2 separate regions of the Homo sapiens genome follow, and region 1 is linked to region 2. Evidence: chromatin contacts called from ENCODE Hi-C or POLR2A ChIA-PET data. All regions are on one chromosome and are shown on one strand. Each heading gives the region's core, a stretch centred on a gene start or an enhancer-like site at or near the end of the contact. The rest is flanking DNA. Distances are from core to core; before and after follow the strand shown. Region 1 overlaps ATP9A (ATPase phospholipid transporting 9A (putative)). Region 2 overlaps ATP9A (ATPase phospholipid transporting 9A (putative)).

Region 1 (6,822 bases), core at 4,298-6,797, 35 kb before region 2:
TCCTCTGTCCTGCTAATGTACACACATATACATAGGCAATTATTATTTAATAAGAATGAAAACACATGCTCTTCTATGAGTTAGATTTTAAGAGGGAACCTGTAACTAGAGCTTGAAGATCTGAACCCGGGTGTGATCATTTGGGCCAGGTCAGCAGCATAAATTTTAGTAATAAAACCAAAGACAATGTGTAAATTTATGTTTGGGAAAGTTGGGGCAAGCTCAGGTGAAGGAAAAGTTCATTGGCGCTGAGGGCCACGTTGAATTTACGGTCTTCCTTCAAGTAATACCTTCCTGAGCTCCCAGAAAAACGACAGGTCTGTGTTCATTTTTCCTTTTGCCCCCTAGTGGAGCAAGAAGAGTGGTTCAGGCCATGAAATCGTTCTGCCAATTAGACCGTCTCTTTACCCATTTCTCTCTTTCTTTCGCTCCCTCTCTGTTTTCTATTTTTTGAGACGGAGTTTCGCTCTTGTTGCCCAGGTTGGAGTGCAGTGGTGCGAACTGGGCTCACTGCAACCTCCGCCTCCCGGGTTCAAGCGATTCTCCTGCTTCAGCCTCCCGAGTAGCTGGGATTACAGGCGTGTGCCACCACATCTGGCTAATTTGGTATTTTTAGTAGAGATGGAGTTTCTCCATGTTGGTCAGGCTGGTCTCAAACTCCTGACCTCAGGTGATCCGCCCGCCTCGGCCTCCCAAAGTGTTGGGATTGCAGGTGTGAGCCACCATGCCCGGCGCTCTCTCTTTCTCTGTCTCTCTTTTTTGAGGCAGGGTCTTGTTCTTTTGCCCAGGCTGCCGTGCAGTGGCACAATCTCAGCTCACAGCAGCCTTGGTCGCCTGGGCTCAAGCATTCCTCCCACCTCAGTCTCCGGAGTAGCTGGGACTGTAGGTGCACATCACCACACCTGGCTGATTTTTTGTGTTTGTTGTAGAGACAGGGTCTTGCTATGTTGCCTAGGCTGGTCTTGAACTAATAGGCTCAAGTGGTCCACCTGTCTCAGCCTCCCAAAGTGCTGAGATTACAGGTTTGGGTCACTGTGTCCGGCCTCTTTACCCATTTCTAATCATCTAATTGGATGTTCTCCAGTCTCTCTGTAAATGTATTGACCAAAGCCCAAGACATAATGAAAGGAGGCCAGTGGATCTCTCTCTAGCAGGCCAGGGCTCCGGTCACTGAATTGAGTTTAGCATCACATTTTATGAAAATGAGGTGCCATTAGATGCTAGATGCTCACTTAGTAGGGTGAAATACTCACACTAGGAGAGTCCAGAAGTCTTACCAGCGATCGAGGGTTAGTTCAGCTCGCCATTGTTAGTTGAGTGCTTTCTAGAAGTCAGTAGTGTTGGCCGGGCGCAGTGGCTCATGCCTGTAATCCCAGCACTTTGGGAGGCCGAGGCGGGTGGATCACGAGGTCAGGAGTTCGAGAAAAGCCTGGCCAATATGGTGAAACCCCGTCTCTACTAAAACTACAAAAATTAGCCAGTCTTGGTGGTGGGTGCCTGTAGTCCCAGCTACTCGGGAGGCTGAGGCAGAAGAATCGCTTGAATCCAGGAGGTGGAGGTTGCAGTGAGCCGAGATCATGCCACTGCACTCCAGCCTGGGTGACAGAGCGAGACTCCGTCTAAAAAAGAAAAAAAAAGAAGTCAGAAGTCAGTAGTGTTTATATCAGACCTTTTGATGCCAGTTCTACTTATTGTTTAATGACAAGATTTAACGACACACAAAAATTAGTTAAAAACAAATCTTATGGAACCGATTAAAGAGAGTTGTTTCAATAGGAAAACATTGGAATGCTCTGAAAAATCTCAATGGTAGTGAAATACTTAAAAAATAAATGATATTAAATTATGTTAAAATGTAAAATATGTGAGACACTAAAAGTCTAGAGTTGTGCACTTATATTATTTCGTGTCTTTAAGTCTTTAAGTTCTTTTTTTTTTTTTTTTTTTTTGAGATTGAGTTTTGCTTGTGTCGCCCAGGCTGGAGTGCAAGGGTGAGATCTTGGCTCACTGCAACCTCCACCTCCCGGGTTCAAGCGATTCTCCTGCCTCAGTAGCTGAGATTACACGTGCCTGCCACTATGCCTTGCTAATTTTTGTATTTTTAGTAGAGACAGGATTTCACCATGTTTGCCAGGCTGGTCTTGAACTCCTGACCTCAGGTGATCTACCTGCCTCGGCCTCCCAAAGTACTGGGATTACAGACGTGAGCCACTGTGGTGCCCGGCCTATAATTACTTTTTATCTCTCTCTTAGCTGAACATTTGTAAGTTACATGGGCTTGTTACAAGATAGCAGCATCATAAAGATTTTGTGGTGTTGCTCCTGTATGTGAATTTCACCTATCACCAGAATAAATTCTCTCTTCCTCTCTGGGCTCCCTCACAGGGTGTGGGGCCACCTGGCCCCAACTGGCCCCTTCCACTTTCATCTCTCGCTGTTCCCTGCTTTCCTGATGCTTTACGTCTTGCTGAAGGAGTTCTAGCCTTTGGCCGTGTGCATGCTGTTAGCTATTCACCTGTCCCACTTTCTCACATCTCAGGGTGCCTTTCGTCTGTTATTGGTAAACACAGTGTCCTTCGTCTGTCTAATTCTGGCCTCAACTCTCCCACAGAGTTTGTTGACAGCCACCCCTCTGATTCTCCAACCCCTTTCATCCATTATTTGTTTATTGCCTCCTCCCCTCCACTGGAATTGAGTTTCACGTATCCCCAGCCCTTAGAACGCCTGGCATACAGCAGGCGTTCAGTAAATGCTGTCTGGCTGTTGAGACAGGGTCTCACTGTTGCCCAGGCCGGAGTGACATGATCACGGCTCACTGCAGCCTCTATCTCCTGGGCACAAGCGATCCTCCCACACCTCAGCCTCTCGAATAGCCGGGACTATAGGCATGTGCCACCACATCCAGCTAATTTTTATGTTTTTGGTAGAGACAGGGTTTTGACATGTGGCCAGGCTGGTTTGGAACTCCTGGGCTCAAGCCATCTGCCTGCTTCGGCCTTCCAAAGTCCTGGGACTACAGATGTGAGCCACTGTGCCTGGCCCAGTCATGTTTTTTGGGTTGAATGGAACTCACTGCTTTTATTCTGTACTGTGGAGTCAGATGCAGGTGTGAATCCCAGCACTGACCTGTTCTAACTCTGAGACTTTGGGGGAAGGTGGGACATCCTGAGTCTCCTTTCCTCGTCTGAAAGCTGGAGATGGAACTACCTTCTTCTGAGGGCTATTGTGAAGATTAAATGAAACCTTCAAAATCTGTACAGTGCTGAGCACAGAATTAGCATTTAATGTTAGCTTTTACTGTTTATCTAAACATCCAGCAAAAATTATATAGTCTGATCATAATCCTATAAATCAAAGCATGTAGCAATTATAAATTAAAAAGTAAATCAGTCATTTGGAATTAGTTAGCTTCTTTCTTTTTGGTGGTGTTGAAAATTAAGACTTTTTTCCCCCGGTACTTTGCATCTAAGTCACTGTTAAGTGGTGTTGAAAATTAAGACTTTTTTCCCCCCACTACTTTCCATCTAAGTCACTCTGAAGGCAAATAAATGATCTTTCATGAAGGGCTGAAGTTATTCCAGTGCCCTGTGAAGTGGGCATTTATTTCTGCAACGGCCTCTGTAGCGGTTGAACCCTTTCCTGGAGAGGCAGGAAATAATGGTGCTGGAGTCACTGGCAGCTGTGTGTGGGAGCGTGTACTTCTGGGTGTATTGTGTGTTTGCAGGCTGGGCACTCTGTAAAGACGTGTTGAATTGAAATGAATTAAGATGGTGATGTATCTTGAACCTGCTGCTTTGCAGGCACAGTGAAGGTGAAGAGTTCTAACATCCAAGTTGGAGACCTTATCATCGTTGAAAAGGTGAGCAGAATCTGGAAGCTTGTGTGTGGATACCACTTCATGGGTCCTAATGTGTCATTTGTGTATCTGGTAGACGAAGTGAATGTTGAATTTTGGGATTCTATCCAAAAACTTTGCCTGGGGAGAAAAATCTCTTTCCTGTGAGACAGACAGACAGACACACACACACACAGACACACACACACACAAATATTTTTTCAAGGTTTATATGCGTTGGTTAGCCAGAAATCCTGCTTACAAACACAAGTACAAGTTTTGATTTCCTGTTCGATGTGCTTATTATTTTGGGATAAAAAATATCATAAAGTTTTTCCTAGAAGTCTGCTTACTACATAGACACTTAAAATATTTATCTAATTTACCCTTTGAGCCATTTTAGCTTGCATTTCCTGACCTAACCATTGTGCTTGTCTATTATTTTATGGGGAGCAGGGGTTAAGTGTAACCTGAGAACAGTAAAAAGACCAAAAATACATTTTAAAAAATAGCCGTGTCAGTATGTTTGCTACTTTAGCAAACACTCATGTCTTTTTCTAGTGTGTATATTTGGAAGGTATTGGATTTTGAGGGGTGGCTCTGGAGAGGCTTGGAATAATATTTGATTAGAAAAGGGTTGTGTCTTAACTTGTTTCTGTAGAAATTGAGCTATGCTCTTTTAAAGGGATTAAATCCAAGAACTCAAAGCTGCTTTAAGGTAAAGTGAAACTCTTTTGGGTGGCAGCTCAGAAGAACCACACAACCCCCATCTATGTTATCACATACTTTTCTGTTCATAATTAAATGGGGGCTACTGGCTCCCCACACCCCCCAGTTTTTTTTAGAATGGCTTTTGTTGCTTCTTACTACTTTCCTTCCTTATTAAAATCCACTAAAAGCCAAACATCAAGCTGGTAAGTTGGTAGAAGCAGAAAGCGAGAGAGGAGGGTCTGTCTTGAGTCTCAGCAGACAGCCTGGAAGAGAGCCAGCTGGGGAGGCAGGCTTTTGGGATTTTGGGAGGTAATGGTTGAATGTGCCAGAAAACTAGAAGCTCTCTTTCCAAGATAAGATTTTGATAGGGGATTAGTAAAGTAGCAGCAGTGTGCAAGATTTTTCAGATTCAAAACAAAATAAATCCCCAAATCTGTCTTTGACAAAGGCAGAAACGTAAAAGAGTCTGTGAGTTTCAGTCCCCCCTGCCCCAACCCACCGAGGGGTTGGGGGTGGGGGCGGAAGCCCCCCTCCCCACCGCACAGCACACGGTCATTCATTCACAGTAACAGTCTTTCTTTTCATAACACAGAACCAGCGGGTCCCTGCCGACATGATCTTCCTGAGGACATCAGAAAAAAACGGTAAACATCTGAGATCAATTTGGAAAATAACCATTAACCTTTCAGTGGTAATTTGGCAAAATAATCATTTGAAAATGTCACAAAGTAGATTATCATTTTGGAGCCATGGAGGCAAATCAAAAGCATCTTTTTAAATAGACCGTGCTTTTTAAACAGTGTTGTTGGTGTTTTAAAAGTCAATAGATTGTGATCATTAAAAAATACAGTTTGTGGAACACCGGCTGACTCACAGCTGGTAAAGTCACGCATACAGTGGCTTTGGATTTCCTCTCCCGGCTGTGTTAAGCTCAACCTCAGGAGTTGGGACGAGGAAGTGTCTCTACCATGTAGAAGTAAACAGAAATCCTTTCTCTTCTAAGCTGATACCAGCAGATGTGTCATGATGGGGGCAGTACAGAAACTGGGGAGAGGTGGGCGTCTTTTCTGCCCTTTGTTCATGAGTCAGGGGACCTTGCCTATAGCACCTATTGATTTATTTATTGTAGCCTGAGTTTGTGGGGTGGGAATCTCTGAAGTCTCCTACAAGGCCCTTAACTCCTTGCAGTTGTTCCCTAGGGTGGCAGCTGTCATTGCCTGCCCACCCTATGAGTCTACTAAAATTGCCTTAGTTTTTTTTTTTTTTTTTTCCTTGAGACCGGGTCTTGCTCTGTCGCCCAGGCTGGAGTGTAGTGGTACGATCTCGGCTTACCTCAACCTCTGCCTCCTGGGTTCAAGCCATTCTCCTGCCTCAGCCTCCCGTGCACCACCATGCCCGGCTAATTTTTGTATTTTTAGTAGAGACGGGGTTTCACCGTGTTGGCCAGGCTGGTCTCGAACTCCTGACCTCAAGTGATCCATTGGCCTCCCAAAATGCTGGAATTACAGGTGTGAGCCACCACGCCTGGCCAAAATGGCCTTAGTTTTAATTTTTGTTATTTAAGCTGTTCTGAGGAAATAAGGCTGTTTTTCCCTTATCTGGCATGATCGGAGGTTTTTTGAATACATGAAAAATTTACATTCGTATTCCTTTGAGGATGCTGCAACGTATTTCATTATGAATAGAATTAAAGTACAAGTAAAATTTTATACTAATATGTAATCAGGACAGGAGATAAAAGGCACTAGATTAAAACAGCCTTTGAAAAACTGCAGCTTTGTCTTTAAATTCGTTCTTGTGTCCTATTTAGTGAAAACAGAGCATTATGGAGTAGGGCCCCTGACATGCTCTTTTTTTCTTGAAAAAACAAACAAACAAACCAAAATTATGAGTGTTCTACATTAATAGTTCTCAAAGACTGAACTGCAGTGGCAGTGAATGGGGTATGTTCTGTATCTGATGGAGTATACAGCTGACTACTTGCACGGATCTGTATGTCAGACTGAAAGATACACCTCTGAAATGTGCCAGCCCATAATGACCTAGTGCTTGCCTGGATCGATCAGTCCTGTTCTGAACTCTGCGCACGAATCAGCTCTTTAATTGTCACAACATCTCTACAGGGTCAGTGCTGTTCCTATCTCCACTTTTACACACGAGGAAACTGAGGCTCAGAGAGGATAGGCAACTCTCAGGGCACAAAGCTATTACGTGGCAGAGCCTGGACCTGCACTCAGGTGGTTTGGGTCCTGAGAAGGTGCTGGCGATGCCTGGCC
Region 2 (6,669 bases), core at 55-2,554:
CTAATTTTTGTATCTTTAGTAGAGACTGGGTTTCACTCTGTTGGCCAGGCTGGTCTCGAGCTCCCGACCTCAGGCGATCCACTCGTCTTCCCCCAAAGTGCTGGGATTACAGGCGTGAGCCACCACACCTGGCGCAGTGCAATATTTTAAAAACTCAAGCGCAAAACATTCGTGAAGAACAGTATATTGAAATTTTAAATGAAGGCAAGATCCAACCTTGTGCTAGCACAGTTCAGTTGCGCTAACTCACCCTGGTCCTAAGCCCTGGATTTATAGTTTCAGTGGCTGTCAGGCTTCTCATTATTGGGGCTGGATTATTCTTTGTCATGGGAGGCTGTCCTGTGCCTTGTAGGAGGTTAAGCAGCATGCTACAGATTTCTATAGTACCCCTGTCCCCTCACAGTTGTGACAACCAATTATGTCTCCAGACATGACCAAATGAGGGTCAAAATCATCCAAGTTGAGAATGATGATGATATATGGGTACATTTAAATTTATTGACTTTGTGTTGCAGATGATGTCTGCTCTAAAACAGTAAACATTGGATTTACTTAGTCACTTAATCAGCCTGTGGCTCAGCTGATTCATTTGGAGGTAGTAGCTCTGAGCCTGTCTCTTTGATGGTGGCCCTTTGAGGTGAGTGAGTCATCAGCTCTGAGCTTTTTTGATGTGGCAGGTTAGTTAGGGTTATCATAACAGAAATTCTTTATCTTTAATAGTGTATTTCTGGCTGGGTGCAGTGGCTCACACCTATAATCCCAGCACTTTGGGAGGCCGAGGCGGGAGGTTGACTTGAGCCTGGGAGTTAGAAAACAGCCTGGGCAATAAGAGGGAGACCTTGTCTCTACCAAAAAAAAAAAAAAAAAAAAAAAGCTGGGCATGGTGGTGCACGCCTGTGGTCCCGGTATTCAGAAGGCTGAGGTGGGAGGATTACTTGAGCCCAGAAGGTTGAGGCTGCAGTGAGCTGTGATCATGCCTCTTCACTCCAGCCTGGGCAACAGAGTGAGACCCTGTCTCAAAAAAAAAAAAAAGTGTATTTCAGTCAATTGCAACCCATTCCTAATATCCATTAATAGTATGAATGCCCATATGTGGTGAAGTTTTAACTGCATTTGGAAAGAAAACTGGCATTCCTGGTGACTCAACGTTTAATTTTTGTATTAATCTTTTCTGTAATAACAGGCTGGAGTTCTTGTCAGGAAATGGCCCTAGCTGTGGATTACTAATGGGAAAGGGAAGCCTATTTTCCCTGCCTTGGTGTCTCATTTATTGGCTGGGATGCTATAAATGACTCAGGGGCTTTATAGGATTCGAGACACCCGCCCAGGGGCCCAAGTCAGGGCCCTTTGTATTTGGAGATCTTAATTCCTCTCCCAATAGTGACCTGTGCTTGGTTCTGAAGTCACTTCTGACCTCGTGTGGAGCTGTTCTGCCCTCCCTCCCTCCATAAGGGGACCAGTGGTTTTTCCCCAGGGCAAAAAGAGTCATAACCTGCCTCTGTGGATGCCACATCTGTTTTTGTTTTCCCCTGGTATTTTTTAAGTAAGAAGAAATGTGTGTAGGTTAAAGGGCCTATGGGGAGGAGGTTAGAGATAAACACTGTACAATGTGAAACTCTTCCATATGGGGAATGTGAGGATGTTTGAAGGCCAGGCCTAAGACAGGCATCATCCAAACACAGCCCCTGGTCAGTTTCAGTGCCTTAAGGATGTATGCGCATGACCATTTGGTGTGCAAATGAGACTTTATTTAACAATTAAAAGAAGCAGTTTCAGCACCAATGAGTATTTCCTCTCCTTCCTGGAACATTTTAGTAGGAAAGGTGGGAAAGTATTAATTTAAGAGAGAAAGATATGTGGGTGGAGGCATTGAACCTGTGGCCTGTGATGTTGGTCAGGCTATCATAGTAGTCTTCTAATTCATTCGTTGTCAGATGGTCTCCTGAGTGAGGCCTTTGTCAACATCTGACCGTCTGTGGTTCTCTTTTTGCCTTGCTTGGGAATTGTTTCACCTGGAATACAAAATCCCATGGCTCTGTGTTATCCCATGTTTGAAATATTAGTGGAAGCATTTGACTTTTGTAGATATGAAAGCAGATTGCTTTACAAAATCCAGAAGTTCATGAAGGATGCCCTCAGTACAGCTTTTCATTTAAATCCGTGGATACTGAAACTTGCCAACCACAGTAATTACTTTGTCAAAGGTCTTGTTATTGCGCCTAATGTTAAATAACGATTTGGTCCAGGTGCTGAGGAATGCGGACAGAAATGAAGACACGTGTTCGTGGCTAGAACCTAAATTATAGAATTTTTTAAAAAAAGGGTTCTCGATTTAGTCTCTCCAATAGAGAACCTTTCTGTAAATCTTTTCTTTATAATTTTAGAGTTAAATTCTTTATAATTAAAAGCACTCGGCAAATAATGATTCATTTAAACCGGAGTTCTGATTCATTACTCTAATTATTGTTACCATGCAGTGCCCTTTGGCCTGGAAGTGAAACTCGTGTGCTCCTGACACCAGAGGTTAACAGAGCAGGAAGGCAGAGCGCTGTGTCCCCGCAGTGACCAGAATAATTTAGTAATTGTCTAATTACCTGAGGAGTCTAATGCTAATACTAAAAATAGTATTAAAAAATTAAGTGAAAGTCATTTTCTTGTTTCTTGTAACCCATCTGTTCTCTATTTTGGGCAATCGGGTGTCATGGGTGTAAAGTGCGACTCATTTTAAAGGATCAGATCACTTCTCTCCTGTTGGATAAATATGTTTTTAATAGAATGTAGAATCTGGTAACTCCATACACATTTCTAGCCTCCACAATTCAGTTGGCTGTGGATTCAGTAAGACTGTTGTAGGTGACCCCTTGTCTAAATCTGTGATTTAAAATCTGAAACTGATGTCGATTTCATAGTTGTTACTTCTTGAAAATGAAAAAAAATGCATGTCAATTGAGGACTCCCTACCACCACCTTGGGACTATTAAGTTATTAATTTAATTGTTCAGCAAATATCTGTTACATACCAGACACTGCCCTGGATACTAGGAATACAGTGATGAGTAACTCACTCAGGTGAGCCTTCTGTTTCTATGGTCTAATGAGAGGGAACCGTCAGGTAAATAGGCCAATTTAGACAATGAAGAGAGTAACACACAGGGTGTTGCCAAAATGTGACTTGCAACGGGAAGGCAAGTGGAGTGCCATGAACTGGGGGGCCCAGGAAGAGCCTCTTTGAGGAGGTAAAGTTGAATTGAGGCCTGAATGATGAGACTGAGCAAGCCAGCCCTGCAGTGAGCTGGGGGATGGGGTTCCAGGCAGAGGGCACAGCAAGTGCAGAGGCCCTCAGGCAGGAAGAAGCTTGGCAGTGCCCAAAGAACAGAAAGGCCAGCATGGCTGGAGCAGAGGGAACGGGAGGAAGATGGCATGAGGGACAGCTGGAGATGCAGGCAGGTGTTGATCAGATGCGAGGGCATTTGGCTTGTGTTCAACAATGAGCCTTCCCCCCCCCCCCCCCGCCAGTGGTCTTAATTTTCATTATATTCTAAAGCAGTAGAACCCTTTCTTCAAAGGAAGCCTAGGTGGGGGTCGGGCACGGTGGCTCACACCTGTAATCCCGGCACTTTGGGAGGCCGAGGCAGGCGGATCGCTTGAGGTCAGGAGTTCGAGACCAGCCTGGCCAACATGGTGAAACCCCATCTCTACTAAAAATACAAGAATTAGCAGGGCTTGGTGGCGGGCGCCTGTAATGCCAGCTACTCGGGAGGCTGAGGCAGGAGAATCACTTGAACCCAGGAGGCGGAGATTGCAGTGAGCTGAGATCATGCCACTGCACTCCAGCCTGGGTGACAGAGTGAGACTCATGTCTCAAAAAAAAAAAAAAAAAAAAGGAAGCATAGGTGGCACCCGATGTGTGACAGAGGAACGGAGCTGCAGGCTGCATCTCCCATCCTGCTGCAGTTGGTGGTGCTGAGCGGGTTTCTCAGGATTCCTGGGGCTCAGTGTGGAGCATGGATTGAAAACCACCTCTAGTTCACTCCTCTCCTGCCTCAGCCTCCCGAGTAGCTGGGATTACAGTGCCACCACACCCAGCTAATTTTTGTATTTTTGTAGAGACAGGGTTTTACCATGTTCGGCAGGCTGGTCTTGAACTCCTGACCTCAAGTGATCCACCCGCCTTGGCCTCCCAAAGTGCTGGTATTACAGGCGTGAGCCACCGTGCCCGGCCACTCCTCTCGTTGACAGGAAACAGCCTCAGAGGACAGACACCACTTGCTGCAGGTGTCCTAGCTGCTTGCCACCCATCCAAGAATAAGGCTTAGCTTTGGTTACCCTTCAGTGCTCTTTTTACCATGTTGCTCAAAACCATTTTTCCAAGACTTAACCCATTCCTGGCCTTTCAGGGGCTGAGCTGTGTTGCCAGTTGGAAAGGAAGGGATGGAGAAGGCCAGTTGTATGCCATGGAGCTGCCTCTCAGGCAAGAGCTGGGGTCTAAAGTCAGCCTGCAAGGCAAAACTTGAGCACAGTTACCATTACACCCGAAAGTCTAGCTTCAGTGGGGAGCCAGGTGCCGTTTTGCAGTGAGTCCCATCCGGCCAAGGTTTCCTCTGGCTGTTCCTGACGCCTTGCTGGACTGCCCTGGATTGCTTGTTGCTGATGGTTGTTACTTGCATACGGTACCAGATGAGGTTGTTGCCTTCTGTTGTAAACCAAGAAGATTGTGAGCTTAAACAGTGGTTCTAAGCCGAGGGTGATTTTGGCCTCTATTGGACATTTGGTGACATATCTTGTCACAACTAGGGGAGTGCTGCTGGCGTCCAGCGCATCTGGTGGCTGGAGGACAGGGATGCTGCTGAACACCCTATATAATGTCCCCCAACATAGGAGTACCCAAGTGGGGAAGCCCTGCTCTGAACTACCGGGATCCCTTTCAGTGCAGTGGGGTCCTCATTCTGTCAAAAGCCCCCGACACCACCCCAGGGAGGATAGATTCACTCAATCTGCAGGTAGAATCGTTCTCGTTCATTAAATTGTATTTTTTTTCCTCTGTCTCTTTTTCTTTTTTTTTTGCCGAGCATAAATGACAAACCCTGAAAATTGCATGTCATTTATTTGCAGCATCATTGTAGATATATCTAAGGGTTCTGTGTGTTGGAACAGTAGAAAAAAGAAACAATAGCTGCACGGCTGTTCTTCCACTCTCCAAATCATTCCTGCCTCTGGTCATCTTCCTTGTTCATTTCTCCTTCCTGTAGCAATCCCAGGACCCACCGGCTCAGAAGGGCCCAACGCTCACCACTAAGGTCCGGCGGACCATGAGCAGCCGCGTGCACGAAGCCGTGAAGGCCATCGCGCTCTGCCACAACGTGACTCCCGTGTATGAGTCCAACGGTGTGACTGATCAGGCTGAGGCCGAGAAGCAGTACGAAGACTCCTGCCGCGTATACCAGGCATCCAGCCCCGATGAGGTAAACCTGGGCAGGTGCAGCAAGGCATGGGGAGGCCCTGCTTGTTTTCTCTGTGCTGGAATTAGGCGTTTTCTAAGGAAGCAATGTGTCAGGGCAGACAGGAGCCAGGATGATGCAGGGCTGCTGGGAAACACATTTTCAAATACAAGAAAGAAACGCCTTTCCTCTAAAAAGAATAGCCTTGGACTTGAGGTATAGTCTGAATTAGGAAAGTTAGAGATTTTGTTTTGTAACTCAAAAGGCCAGCATAACAGGGCACAAGGTCCCATTTAAACCACATACTTTAAAAAAGATGTAAATAATTAAGATCTTAATTAAGATAAACTCCACATTCCATACAGTCTACCTATTTAAAGTATGACTTTTTTATTTTATTTTTTTCCCCGAGATACAGTCTCACTCTTTTGCCCAGGCTGGAGTGCAGTGGCGTGATCTCGGCTCACTACAACCACCCACTCTGGGGTTCGAGCGATTCTCCTGCCTCAGCCTCCTGAATAGCTGGGATTACAGGCACCCACCACCATGCCCGGCTAATTTTTTGTATTTTTAGTAGAGATGGGGTTTCACCATGTTGGCCAAGCTGGTCTTGAACTCCTGACCTCAGGTGATCCACTGGCCTTGGCCTCCCACAGTGTTGGGATTACAGGCGTGAGTCACTGCGTTGGTGAGTATGGCTTCTTAATATAGTTAGTATATTTTGGGATTTTTTTTTTTTTTTGCAACCATCATCACAATCAAATTAGGATATTTTTATCACCCCAAAGGAAATTCTATACCCACTTTCCTGCTGTACTCCCTTGTCTTCCTCATTCCTCCAGCCCTAAAGCACCCACTAATCTACTTTCTACCTCTATAGATTTGCCTATGACAGACACTCCAAACATCTGGAACCATACAATAGGTGGCCTTTTGTGATTGGCCTGTTTTACTTAGTGTGATGTTTTCAAGATTCATCCATGCATATTCACTCATCAATGCTTCATTCCTTTTTATCACTGAATAATAATCTGTTTATGGATATATTACATTTTATTTATCCATTCATCAATTAATGCACATTTGGATTTTTTTTTTTGTCTATATAGATAATGCTGCTATGGACAATTGTGTACAAGTATTTGAGTGGGTGTAGATTTCTGTTTCTCTTGGGTATATACCTAGGAGTGGGTTGGCAATGTCATATGGTGACTCTATAGTTAACCTTTTG

Evidence for each region. A loop is a pair of places that touch in the nucleus more often than their neighbours do. ChIA-PET counts read pairs that join two places held with the same protein, here RNA polymerase II (POLR2A). Pooled maps may share reads with other maps.
Region 1: a map of endothelial cell of umbilical vein shows a loop between it and region 2 (4-fold over the local background). The contact joins two enhancer-like sites. A Hi-C loop is called at or near these places in 4 of 168 maps with a recorded cell type or tissue (A673, Caco-2, PC-3 and 1 more) and 3 of 50 pooled maps. POLR2A ChIA-PET finds 5 or more read pairs at or near these places in 8 of 52 experiments (A549, Caco-2, OCI-LY7 and 5 more).

Annotation. Positions count from the first base shown.
Region 1 is chr20:51,694,461-51,701,282 of GRCh38, reverse strand. It overlaps ATP9A (ATPase phospholipid transporting 9A (putative)), which reads left to right. Exons shown (of 28, transcript NM_006045.3): 5 at 3,801-3,859; 6 at 5,139-5,190. Among named protein-coding and RNA genes, the nearest start is that of ATP9A, 71 kb to the left of the region's middle. RefSeq lists an enhancer at 2,223-2,723 and a silencer at 5,439-5,733. Within about 2 kb of position 5,547, at least 8 of the 41 ENCODE cell types and tissues checked have a DNase peak (open chromatin) inside an H3K27ac peak, as active enhancers do; they include A673, PC-3 and endothelial cell of umbilical vein, where a contact is called at or near this core.
Region 2 is chr20:51,655,731-51,662,399 of GRCh38, reverse strand. ATP9A (ATPase phospholipid transporting 9A (putative)) reads left to right here. Exons shown (of 28, transcript NM_006045.3): 14 at 5,250-5,462. Among named protein-coding and RNA genes, the nearest start is that of ATP9A, 110 kb to the left of the region's middle. Within about 2 kb of position 1,304, at least 8 of the 41 ENCODE cell types and tissues checked have a DNase peak (open chromatin) inside an H3K27ac peak, as active enhancers do; they include A673, PC-3 and endothelial cell of umbilical vein, where a contact is called at or near this core.